2 separate regions of the Homo sapiens genome follow, and region 2 is linked to region 1. A link is a loop called in an ENCODE intact Hi-C map of the cell type or tissue named here. Cell type or tissue: PC-3. All regions are shown on one strand. Links, peaks and the distances in the headings refer to the core of each region. The heading gives the core; the rest is flanking DNA.

Evidence for each region. A loop is a pair of places that touch in the nucleus more often than their neighbours do. Peaks named below come from ENCODE experiments on the same cell type or tissue, not always from the same donor. Only the 100,000 strongest peaks of a DNase experiment are listed, where the experiment ranks them.
Region 2: it touches region 1 in a loop (2.5-fold over the local background); 1 of 110 quality-filtered maps calls a loop at or near these places.

What each region holds. Positions count from the first base shown.
Region 1 is chr6:52,688,905-52,694,289 of GRCh38, reverse strand. It overlaps the pseudogene GSTA8P and the pseudogene SREK1IP1P2. Among named protein-coding and RNA genes, the nearest start is that of TMEM14A, 20 kb to the right of the region's middle. In PC-3, for the core only: a CTCF peak has its summit at 2,380 (motif pointing left); no DNase peak of the experiment used is centred there.
Region 2 is chr6:52,875,113-52,880,497 of GRCh38, reverse strand. It overlaps a transcript of LOC105375091 not described here and the pseudogene GSTA10P. Among named protein-coding and RNA genes, the nearest start is that of GSTA3, 32 kb to the left of the region's middle. In PC-3, for the core only: no CTCF peak of the experiment used is centred there; a DNase peak (open chromatin) is centred at 3,097.

The DNA.
Region 1 (5,385 bases), core at 304-5,303:
AACCCAGAACAAAGGGCCTCAATCCCTTGCATGGCCTGCACACCATGGGATGGGCCAGGGGTTCAGATGCTCCTCATAGATAAGGAATGAATCTAGAGGTTGGCCACTCCTGGATTCCTTAGCTTGGAACTCCAAACACACATTCTTCTTAGACCATAGGACCATTATCAGGGTATTGCTATCAAGTGCATCTGCCATATAGCTGGACCATATGGGCCTAGTGGGGCATCGGTCTCTCTCTACGTGCCTTCTTCACAGGACTAGCTTGGGCTTCCACATGGCATGAGGTTCTCAGTGTAGTTGGACTTTGTACGTAGTAGCTGGTTGGCCTCTGAGCAAATGTTCCAAGAGAACCCCGTGGAAGCTGTGAGGCTTATGTCCTAGATATACAAGTCTAAGGACATTACTTCTCACATTCTATTGGCCAAGCAAGTCTCCAAGGCCCACTCAGATTCAAGGGGAGAATGAAACTTACTCTCAATAGGAGAAGTAGCAAAGAATCTGAGTCCATTTCAAGACATGCACTGCTACTGTAGCTTAAAGTTAAAGGAACTGTGGTTCAAAAAGATTAATAAGAGACTCATCTTGGACCCAGACCAAAGTTTCCCAAGGCCCACACCAGTAGTCTCACTACGTCATGGTGTCTTGTCAAACATAACATCCATGTTTCCATACACTTTGGCACAGAGATGTGGGTGGTGGCAAGTGGGAACTTGTGGAGTAAGTTTTGTCTTCTATGAAATTGCTCTACTATGTTTGAGAACCTTCAATCCAGATGGAGATGTGTTTGGCAGTGCAGAGGCCCTTATTACCTCTTCTTCCACATGCATCACCAGTAGCAGCATGGGTGATCTCACTATTATTACAACAACTAAATAGCCATAAATGATATTTGCCCAATTTGCTGTTTTGGGATTATTTTAATACTTTGTGTATATGTATTTTATTAACACTAGTGTTACATAATTGATAGTCACACACATATAATTGCTCACACACTTTGATCCTACAACTTTTCTATCTCCCAGATGCATCTTCCCTAATATTTCAAAGGAACAGCATGCCTCTGAAAACACCTGGCTTCAGTTCCTGGAACAATGTTCCATGAAAACACCTGATAACTAAGCAGGTAAAACAGAGGCACTACTTAAAATGTTTCTTTGGCCCATTAAATGACAGTTCCCTTTATCTGTAACTCTTTTTTGAATTAACACCCTTTTTCTAGGATTCACATGTATGTAGAAGGCTTGAAGGACCTGAGTGACATGATTATGTTCCAGCCACTCTCTCTGCCTGAAGAGAAGATGAATCTTGCATACATCCTTGAAAGAGCCACTACAAGATTATTCCCTGTCTGTGAGAAGGTAAGCAACAAACTCCTGCCCTGCTTTATGACTTGAATCAAGGGGGAGAAAAACAAATGAAACTAAAAATAGACAAAGAATTTTATCAATAAAGGTTTCCAAACCCTTTGCGAAAGCTCAAAATTCTTCCCCCACTTGCAGTTAGACAACAAATCTGCTCTCCTTCCTCACACCCTGGTCTTCTGGATTTTTTTTTATTTTATGCATAATTTCAGCACTATTTGTGGTTCTGGTGCTGATAGAATTTCAGTTACCTGATTCTAAGGGAGGAAATCCCACACTAATGAAAGAGCTGGGGGAGAGGGGATGGATATTATTTCTAAAATACACTGGACAGTCCTGGGGTTCAGGGCTGTTTGTAAGGTTAGAATTCTAAGCAGTATTCTAAAAGTTAAAAAATTGTTTTAAACATAATACTTGAGCGTTCATGTCTCTGCATTTTTAACAGCTGTAAAATGCTGTCTGAAAGCTTGCACTTGGTCAGGGTTGGATGCCTTCTTTAGTTATTAATGCTCTTCATCTCCAGGTGCAGTCATTATAATATTAGTAAGTCTAGGAAAAGATGATGAAAAATGTTAGGGCTTGGTAAAAACAAAGAAAAAAGAGCCAGTTAAGTTTTTCAAACTCACCTGCCATGCTGTTTTAACCTATCCTTTTTGGGTTGAATAACAATAGTTCTCATTAAATGATTTAATACATGTATTTGAATATATTTATCATGATCAACAGTTTTAGAGCCTAATCATGTAACATAGATTATCTAGTTGATACTTATGTATTTGGCATAGATGACAGATACCCTAACTTCCTCGGTTAGACTTTTCCCTTAATTATACCTGGTGAGTTCCTAGCTCCAACTGGATCAAATTGTGAATATTCTAAACCCCCAGGTTTTCCCCATACTGTTTCCTTCAAAAGTGTTTCAAAGATAATGTATTCCTTTGTAATCAGCATGTAACTTAAGATCTTTTACCATACAAATACTGACAACAGAGTGAATGTTTACCACCACCATGTGGTAAACTAATGCATGAAGTTTTTGTTGTAAGATACTATGAAGTGCAGACTTCTCATAACTAAAAATGTGACTGTAACTGCACTAACAACAGTGCTAATAATAATAATGGCTCACCTTTACTGAGTGCCAAGTGCTGTGCTATATGATTCGCATGCATTAATCCATTTAATCTTTATAATAACTCCACAAGATACTATGTGGTTGCTTCATCTGTAAATAAGGATAAATTATTTCCTCATTTACAGGTGAAGCAACTATATCTTAAAGAAGCAACGTAACCTGCCCAGTGTCATACAACTAATAAAGCTGGAACCTGTACTCAGGTCTCTCTAGGTCCTGATCCTATGCCCAAGTATCAAAACATCATGAAGTCTATGGCCTAGAATGTACCTTAGTGACCACCTCCTCCAAACTTACATTTCATTTTGTATTTGATCAATTTTGACTCAAAGTGACCCATAATTTACAGCCCTATTTGAAGAAAATTCGCTTATAAAAATGAGGGTTGGGTCCCTCTGAGAATGACACTCTCCCTGCAAACACAGTACCTTCCGAAGAGCAGCACACCTCAAGAATCCACCCTGAGATGGTGCAAGTAGAAATACCATCAGCCCAGGAAGAGCCACCAATGGAGGGTCGGTGCTAAAATCACTCTACAGAGGTTCACGGGATAGCTACAGGGAGAGGAGATGAAAAGAAGACAAGCACATGAGATAAAGCTGTTTCCTATGTTCAGAATAAGTCAGGAGGGTTTAAGCTATTCCATTCCTTTCACCTCACGAAGCCCAAGAGAAATGGGGTTTGCGTGAGCTCACACAGCTAGTCAGTGGCAAAGAACAGATTAGAAGCCAGGTCTCTTAACTTCTAGAAGACTTTCTGCCAAATCAAGCTGACTTTAAATTATATGTTAGGTGTGTCCTTCATCTTCTACCTTTTCCTTATTAACCATCATGCAGGCACTGAGAGACCACAGACAAGATTTTCTTGTGGGCAATCGGCTGAGCTGGGCTGATACACAGCAACCTGAAGTCATCTTAATGACTGAAGAGTGCAAACCCAGTGTCCTCTTGGGCTTTCCTCTGCTACAGGTAATGCTATCCAAATAGCTCCCAAGAACTGCAGGGAGAATGAATTTGTATTATCCACTTATTCTTTCATTCAGTCATTCACCATCATTTATGAACCTACTAACTTCTTTATGCCAAGGCCTGTGCTAGAAATACAAAGATGCCCTCAAGGCAGCTATCTCCTGGTGAAACCAAGCATACAGACCGGTAACTTCAATATAATGTGGTAAACTAAAACGTAACATGATAAGAGAAAGCAGATGTCTTGAACTCCTGGGCTCAAATGATCCTCCTGCCTCAGCCTCCCAAAGTGCTGCGATTACAGGCATGAGCCACTGCACCTGACCCATATTACATTATAAACATGTTTTAACATTGTTAGTCTGCCTCATTTCTTTACAATGTAGTCTATTTTTGAAACTTTTCTTGATTATATGTATATTCCATTTATTGTGTTCAGAATAACCTTTTTTAACAAGAAAGAAATATTTTAATTGTTACAAAAACAAAGGAGGCAGATACTAGAAACTCTGCATTTCATAAAACAATGAAACTTTGTTTAAATGTTTTCATGATCATCTTTCCGCAGACACCATTCATTTTAAAAGTCCTAGTCAAGACCATTAAGCAGCTTCATCTTCTATATTAAAAAAAAACCCGAGACTTAAAAAACAACAGTAAAGAATTTCACTATCTTTATATATTACATCTTATAAAGCTATTAAATTTTTCAGTGTCAAGAGTGAAATATTACCCCATACCTCGCTTCATCACTAGAAGGTGGACACCTGATTGAGCAATACTCATTAACTGCTAGGTAGATGAACTGTGTTGACTGTAGTAAAGCCATTTTACAATCAACTTAGGAAGTAATAACACCAGCCAAACACAGAGACACAAACATCAAAAATGATATGTTTAGTATGTACAAATAGCTATACTTGGGGCATGGCTATCAAGTAACAAGACTGATTTAATACTTTACAGTCATAGCACATTAAAAATATATTGCCAGAGGGATAATGGTCCCACACATCAAAAATGTCTATATAGAAAAGGCTGTGATTTATTGCAAAGCATAATATATAGCAAATTCCAAGGAAGGGCAAATAATTTTTAAACAAATCTTTAAATTTAATGGCTTAAGCCAAAGCCTCAGTTACTTTTTGGAGGATTCATAACAAGTAGGGGTTGAAGAATGCTTTTCTTTTTTTCTGTTTCTTTTTTTTTTGAAATGCAAGTCTCGCTCTGTTCCCCAAGCTGGAGTACAGTGGCACGATCTCGGCTCACTGCAACCTCTGCCTCCCGGATTCAAGCGATTCTCCTGCCTCAGCCTCCCGAGTAGCTGTGACTACAGGTGCACACCACCATGCCTGGCTAATTTTTGTATTTTTAGTAGAGACGGGTTTCACTATGTTGGCCAGGCTGGTCTTGAACTCCCGACCTCAGGTGATCGCCTGCCTCTGCCTTCCAAAGTGCTGGGATTACAGGTGTGAGCCACTGCACCTGGCTTCCTTTTTTTGATTTACTTTTTCTTTTTTTTTTTTTCTTTGAGATGGAGTCTTGCTCTATTGCCCAGGCTGGAGTGCAGTGGTGTGGTCTCGGCTCACTGCAACCTCCACCTCCCAGGTTCAAGTGATTCTCCTGCCTCAGCCTCCCAAGTAGCTTGGATTACAGGCACCTGCCACTATGCCCGGCTAGTTTTTTTTTTTTCCTGTATTTTTAATAGAGACAGGGTTTCACTATGTCGGCCAGGCTGGTCTCAAACTCCTGACCTCGTGATCCACCCACCTCAGCCTCCCAAAGTGCTGGAATTACAGGTGTGAGCCACCACACCCAGCTTTTTTTTTCTTTTCTTTGTTCTGATATTTTTGTTTCTTTTGAAATGTCCTTTTCAGTGGAACTGGATGAATAAGACCTTTTCCTTTTTTAAAAA
Region 2 (5,385 bases), core at 213-5,212, 190 kb before region 1:
CCATTTACTCCAGGAGGGGAAATTATCGTTGCAAGAGTTAAAGCTGTGCAATAGCAGGACCTATCTCATGCACAGTAGGGCTCCTAACAAGTGGGGTGATATAAATTACAGCAGAGGTTCCTCGGTGGAAGAATCTTTTTTGGTCATTAGCCCATTGCATACCCCACACTAGGGACACAAAGCCTGCGGTCTGATCTCACCTGGAGACACATGCTTTCCTATGATACGACAACAACATAACTAGAAGAACTGCTTGATACCTTAACGCCAGTGACATCCCCTCCCAAATCATGACCTAATCATGGACATGGGAGAGATCAGGGTGTGGATGAAGTGAACTAAAAGATTGAGTGCTATGTGCTGTGATCCATGCTTTTCTCTTGATGAATCTAGTCTAAATTTCCAAGTGGCCATGACCAGACCCCTCTGTGTGCACTGCCAAACTCAGAAATCTTATATTCTCCAAATTATGTATCAGACAGTAGCCATTCAAGGTTAAAAGTCTATAATGCTATGGAATGACCTATCAGGAGCCCATTCACTGATTCTGCTTTCGGTTTGAAGAGAAATTTCTAGAATCTGCAGAAGATTTGGAAAAGTTAAGAAATGGTAAGATCGAGTCTCTACGTGTCTCTGAGGAAGGTATCTAGTAGAAGGTACACTTGCAGGTTTTAATACCAGGCCGTGTCTATGTGTGCGAAGGGTGGTAGTTGGGGTGGTGGAGAGGGAAAAAAGTGGTTAAAGTAGAAAGGGTGGGGCTCCTTGAGCAGTTCTGTCAACTCTCTCCAGGCTAAAAGGGCCAGACCTCTTAGAGTATTTGCTAGAGGAGCCATCCCCAGCACCCTGAGAATGGCCTTTCCTTGCTTTCATTCTTTCAACACTGTGAATAAGCTGTGGTTGGTTCGGGATCCCATACAGCCCTCCCCATCCAAGGACACGCGCGGACATTCATCAGAGGGAAGGAGTTGAAATAGGTCCATCTTGAATTCATTTCTCTTATGAATTTGACAAGGTGATATTCTTGCAACTGTAGGCTTAGATAATGAGATAGTGTTGAATTGGTTGGAAGTCCAGGTCAGAGGGTGAGGAGGGACATGAGCCAGGGTAGCAGCAGTAGAGTGAGGAACACAGCACCCACCCTGCACACACTGTCCAGTGGGGGTATTGAAGACTATACAAAGGACCTACATAGAAACTTTTCTCAGAACTGTCTTTAATGTCTTCACACCATGAGATTTACTTTGAGATATTCCCATGTTAATTGGCATGTGGCTAGTGGGCCTGCAGCAGCCTCTCCCAACTTCTTCCTAAAATATCCATGAAGATATATCAACACAAAAAATACAAGGGACCTATTATGTATCTGGATGAGGAACAAAAACATAAATGAAATAAGAGGCTACAAGGTAAGAGGAAGCTTGATAGGAAAAAGAAGGACTAAGGAAGCTAAAAACAAATTTCTATTTCCTTTGAGAGGTTATACCAGGCAATAATTTCTTTTCTATTTTATAAATTTAGTCATTTCAGCAAACATTTTTTCATGCTGAAAGACTGGGATTCATAGACATCTGACTCTCCTTTTTTTCCTTCTTTCTAAAGATGGGAGTTTGATGTTCCAGCAAGTGCCAATAGTTGAGATTGATGGGATGAAGCTGGTGCAGACCAGAGCCGTTCTCAACTACATTGCCAGCAAATACAGTCTCTATGAGAAAGACATAAAGGAGAGAGTCCTGTATGGTATATTTTCTGTTCTTCCATTAACAGAGAATACAGAGTGATTTAGGTCCTTCCTTGAGTGGGCGGGACCGTGGCAGGGGCATTATCGTCAGCATCAGGCTGGACCTTGGGTGTGTATGCTGAGTTGCAGTATTGCAGAGTCCCATGGAGATGAGGAAACAGTGAACATGGGGTGGGTTCAGGTGAGGGTGATTCTAGAAAAGGATGCAGTCCATGGATCGAGCACCCTGACAGAGGTTTCCAAACACTGATGAACCATGAACTCAGGAGGATGGCAAATCATGATTCCAGGTGCTCAGGCCTTCAGAGACTGGGCGCCAACAACAGCTTAGGACAAGTCATAGAATGTTTGAGAGTCGGTAGATGAAGGCCTGGGGAGAGAAGGCTCTAAAGAAGCTGAATCTCAGGTTCCAATAACTCCAAGAATGATGACCAGGAACCTACGTTAGCAACTAATTATATGAACTGGTCAACTTGACTCAGGTTAGCAGAGGCTGGTGCCCAAGATACCAGGATTACCTAAAGTGAAGCATTTGATACAGACCTAAGCAGCCACACTGATTTTGCACCAGCAAAGCTGGGAGGAGGGGTCTCCTCCCCTGTTGGCAGTTCCTTGAAAAGTCCAATATAGAGTTACCAATGACCTAACAATTCCACTACCAGGTCTACAACCAGGATAAAGGAAAACACAGCCTCACTAATCCATGCACAGAAATGTTCATAGGAGAACTATTCATGATATGCAAAAGGTGGAAACTACCCAAATGTCCACCCATGGATGAATGGAGGAACAAGACGTGCTGTGGCAGACAATGGAATATTCTTGGACTATGAAAAGGGTCAAAGTACTGATGCATGCTACAACATGGGTGAACCTTGAAAACATGTTCCATAAAAGAAACCAGACACCAAAGGCCACATGTTACATGATTTCTTTTGTATGAACTATCCAGACCATTCGAATCTAGAAAGTAAATCAGTTGTTGCAAGGGGCTGGATGGAGGGGGCTAAGGGGAGTGGCTGCCAAAGTGCTACTGCTTTCCCAGGTGATTAGAAAATAATTGGGAGATCTTCTTTTTTTGTTGTTGTTGAAAATTACTAGCTTGCTTGAAAGTATATATCTTTAGAGATAGCTTTTAGAGATATGCTTTATTTCCTATTTATTTATTGTTATTTTTAATTTTTTTAGAACTTCGAACATTGAGCATAAAAATGAGCCTGAGATATGTAGTATGGTGAGAAAAGGAGACAGAAATGTTCGAGATGGCTGTTCCAGGGACTCTGCCTTGGGATTACTTAAATGGTAGGTCTTTGGCTATATGAATCATGCTAAGCTCATCCACAAAGCAAACCACAGCTGAGATAGCAAACCCTATTTTTAGCATCAGTGGTTACTTGCAGTGATTCCACTAATTCCTCTCATGACTGTGACTCTAGACAGGTCACAGATGTTGATATTCTCTGTACCTGTATTTGGTCACGTGTAGGACAAACATTTTGGACATATATCTACCCCTGTAGCATGTTCTGAGAAATAAATGTAATATGTATGTATAACTAAGAGCATGACTGGCATATAAAAGGCACCCACTGGAGCTGAATTACTTTGTCACCATCTGAGGCTCTACTGTCTCAGGTGTTTAAACCATAAAATCTAAGGCAGAAGGCATTTTGACAGTTTGGTTCTTTTTGTCTTTCAGGATGAATGTAGAAGGATATATGTAGAAGGTAGGAAATTTTGAGTGAAAAGATTCTTCATTATGCACTACCTCCACCTAAGGAAAAAGATGCAAAGCTTGCCCTGATCAAAGGGGGAACAAGAAGCCATTATTTTCCTGTCTTTGAAACTGTACCTGGGAGCTTCTGTATACCTGAACACATGCATGGAGCTTCTTGGAGGGTGGCACGTCCAGGGAAGGCATGGAAGCGCCATGCCCCTTCCCCATATCTTGCCCTAGGCATGTCTTTATCTTTTCAGTGGCTACATGATTTGAGCCTCCAAACTACGAAAGAGATTTTTTTCACCCAACTATATGGATTACCACCTAATGGGATAAAGAAAACCTAAAGTCACAGTCACTGCTGTGCCCCAGGTGGAAGCTGTAATCTGCCTGGATCACTGCCAAGTTTAAAGAACAACAAGAACAAAAACCAAGAGTGAAGGATTTCATTTAGTTTCAGGGATGACCCACAGCAAAGTTTGTAAACATGGACAGAGATCCCATGATAACCTCAAACTCAGTGTACTGTGAGGCTGTCTTGAAAAACAGGCTTTTGGGCCTATGCCTATATGCTGCCTCTTTTTTTTTTTTTTTTTTTTTAATGACAAACACTTCTCGATAGCATGGCACAAAGCAGTACCACAAAAGACTGAAAAGAAACAAACAGGCAAAAAAGGCCTGGTTCTATTAAGGATGCTAAGCAGATGGGAACCAATACAAAACCGAGGTCCAAACTGAGAATAAAAAGTGAAAGAGCTCAAAGCAAAGAGAAAAGAGTTCAGCCCAGGTGCGGACTTGCCACAAGGCACAAGGAACCTTTGTGGATACTGCACCTGGCTGACGGCTGGGGTCCACGGCAATGGGCAACATAGACCATGTCTTGTTGCAACCTCTGGAAAAACTGTGAAAGTGAATGAAGACAACCCAAATGAGAATAAGCAAAAGGTGTTTATTTCGAGCTTGCTATAGTAAGGAAGTCAGGCACCATCACTTGCGTTTGCCAGAGATTCAGAGGCAGGCGGGAAAGTCTGAGAGATTTATGGTGGAAAAAGTTATGCCCTGATTGCATGTTGTTGGCATGAAGATGCTGTAAGCTGGCTAGCTGGAAGTGTGAATTTCTATGTGATTGTTCAGAGATCAATATTTTACTTTCTGTGTTTGGTCATAAACTGAAAGTGGAGGCAAAAATTAGGAAAGCTGGCAGTTATTGACCAAATGCTGGCATATTTCACTGTTGTAAAGGTCATGATAGAAGCTGTTTAGTCTATAAGGACACTAAGAGTTTAGAGGGTTTCTTTGTAGTTTGGCTGCTATAACAAAAATACCATAGACTGGGTAGCTTAAAGAACAGATGTTTCTATCTCACAGCTCTGTAGGCTGGGAAGTACAAGATCAATGTGCCAGCAGATTTCATATCTGGGGAGCTCCTGTTCCTTGATTCATAGACAGCCAATCTCTGGCTGTGTCCTCACATGGCAAACATGCCAAGGGAGTTCTCTAAGGTTCCTTTTATAAGGGGACTAATGTCATTCATGAGATATCCACCCCCATGACTTGATCGTCTCCTGGAAGCCTCACCTACTAACAGCATCACATGGGGGTCAGGATCCCAACATATGAATTTTGGGGAAACTTAAACATTCAATCCATAACATAAGGCAACAGAAAAATAGTGCCTGTGCATTTTTGGGGCATTGACCTTCAGGTCCAAAAAGGCTTCCTTGATGTTAATTGAGCTCTTGACTCTCAAGGCATGGTATAAAAATAGACTGTGAGGAAGAATTTCACCAGTTCTACCAAAGAGTCCCATGATACATGAATTTGAACTATGTATGCTACAATATAGCATTCAATGTTGCATTTTCTTTATGTACCAAGTAATTATTTACACTTACATATGTATACACAGTCTGAAAGGGTATTTGCC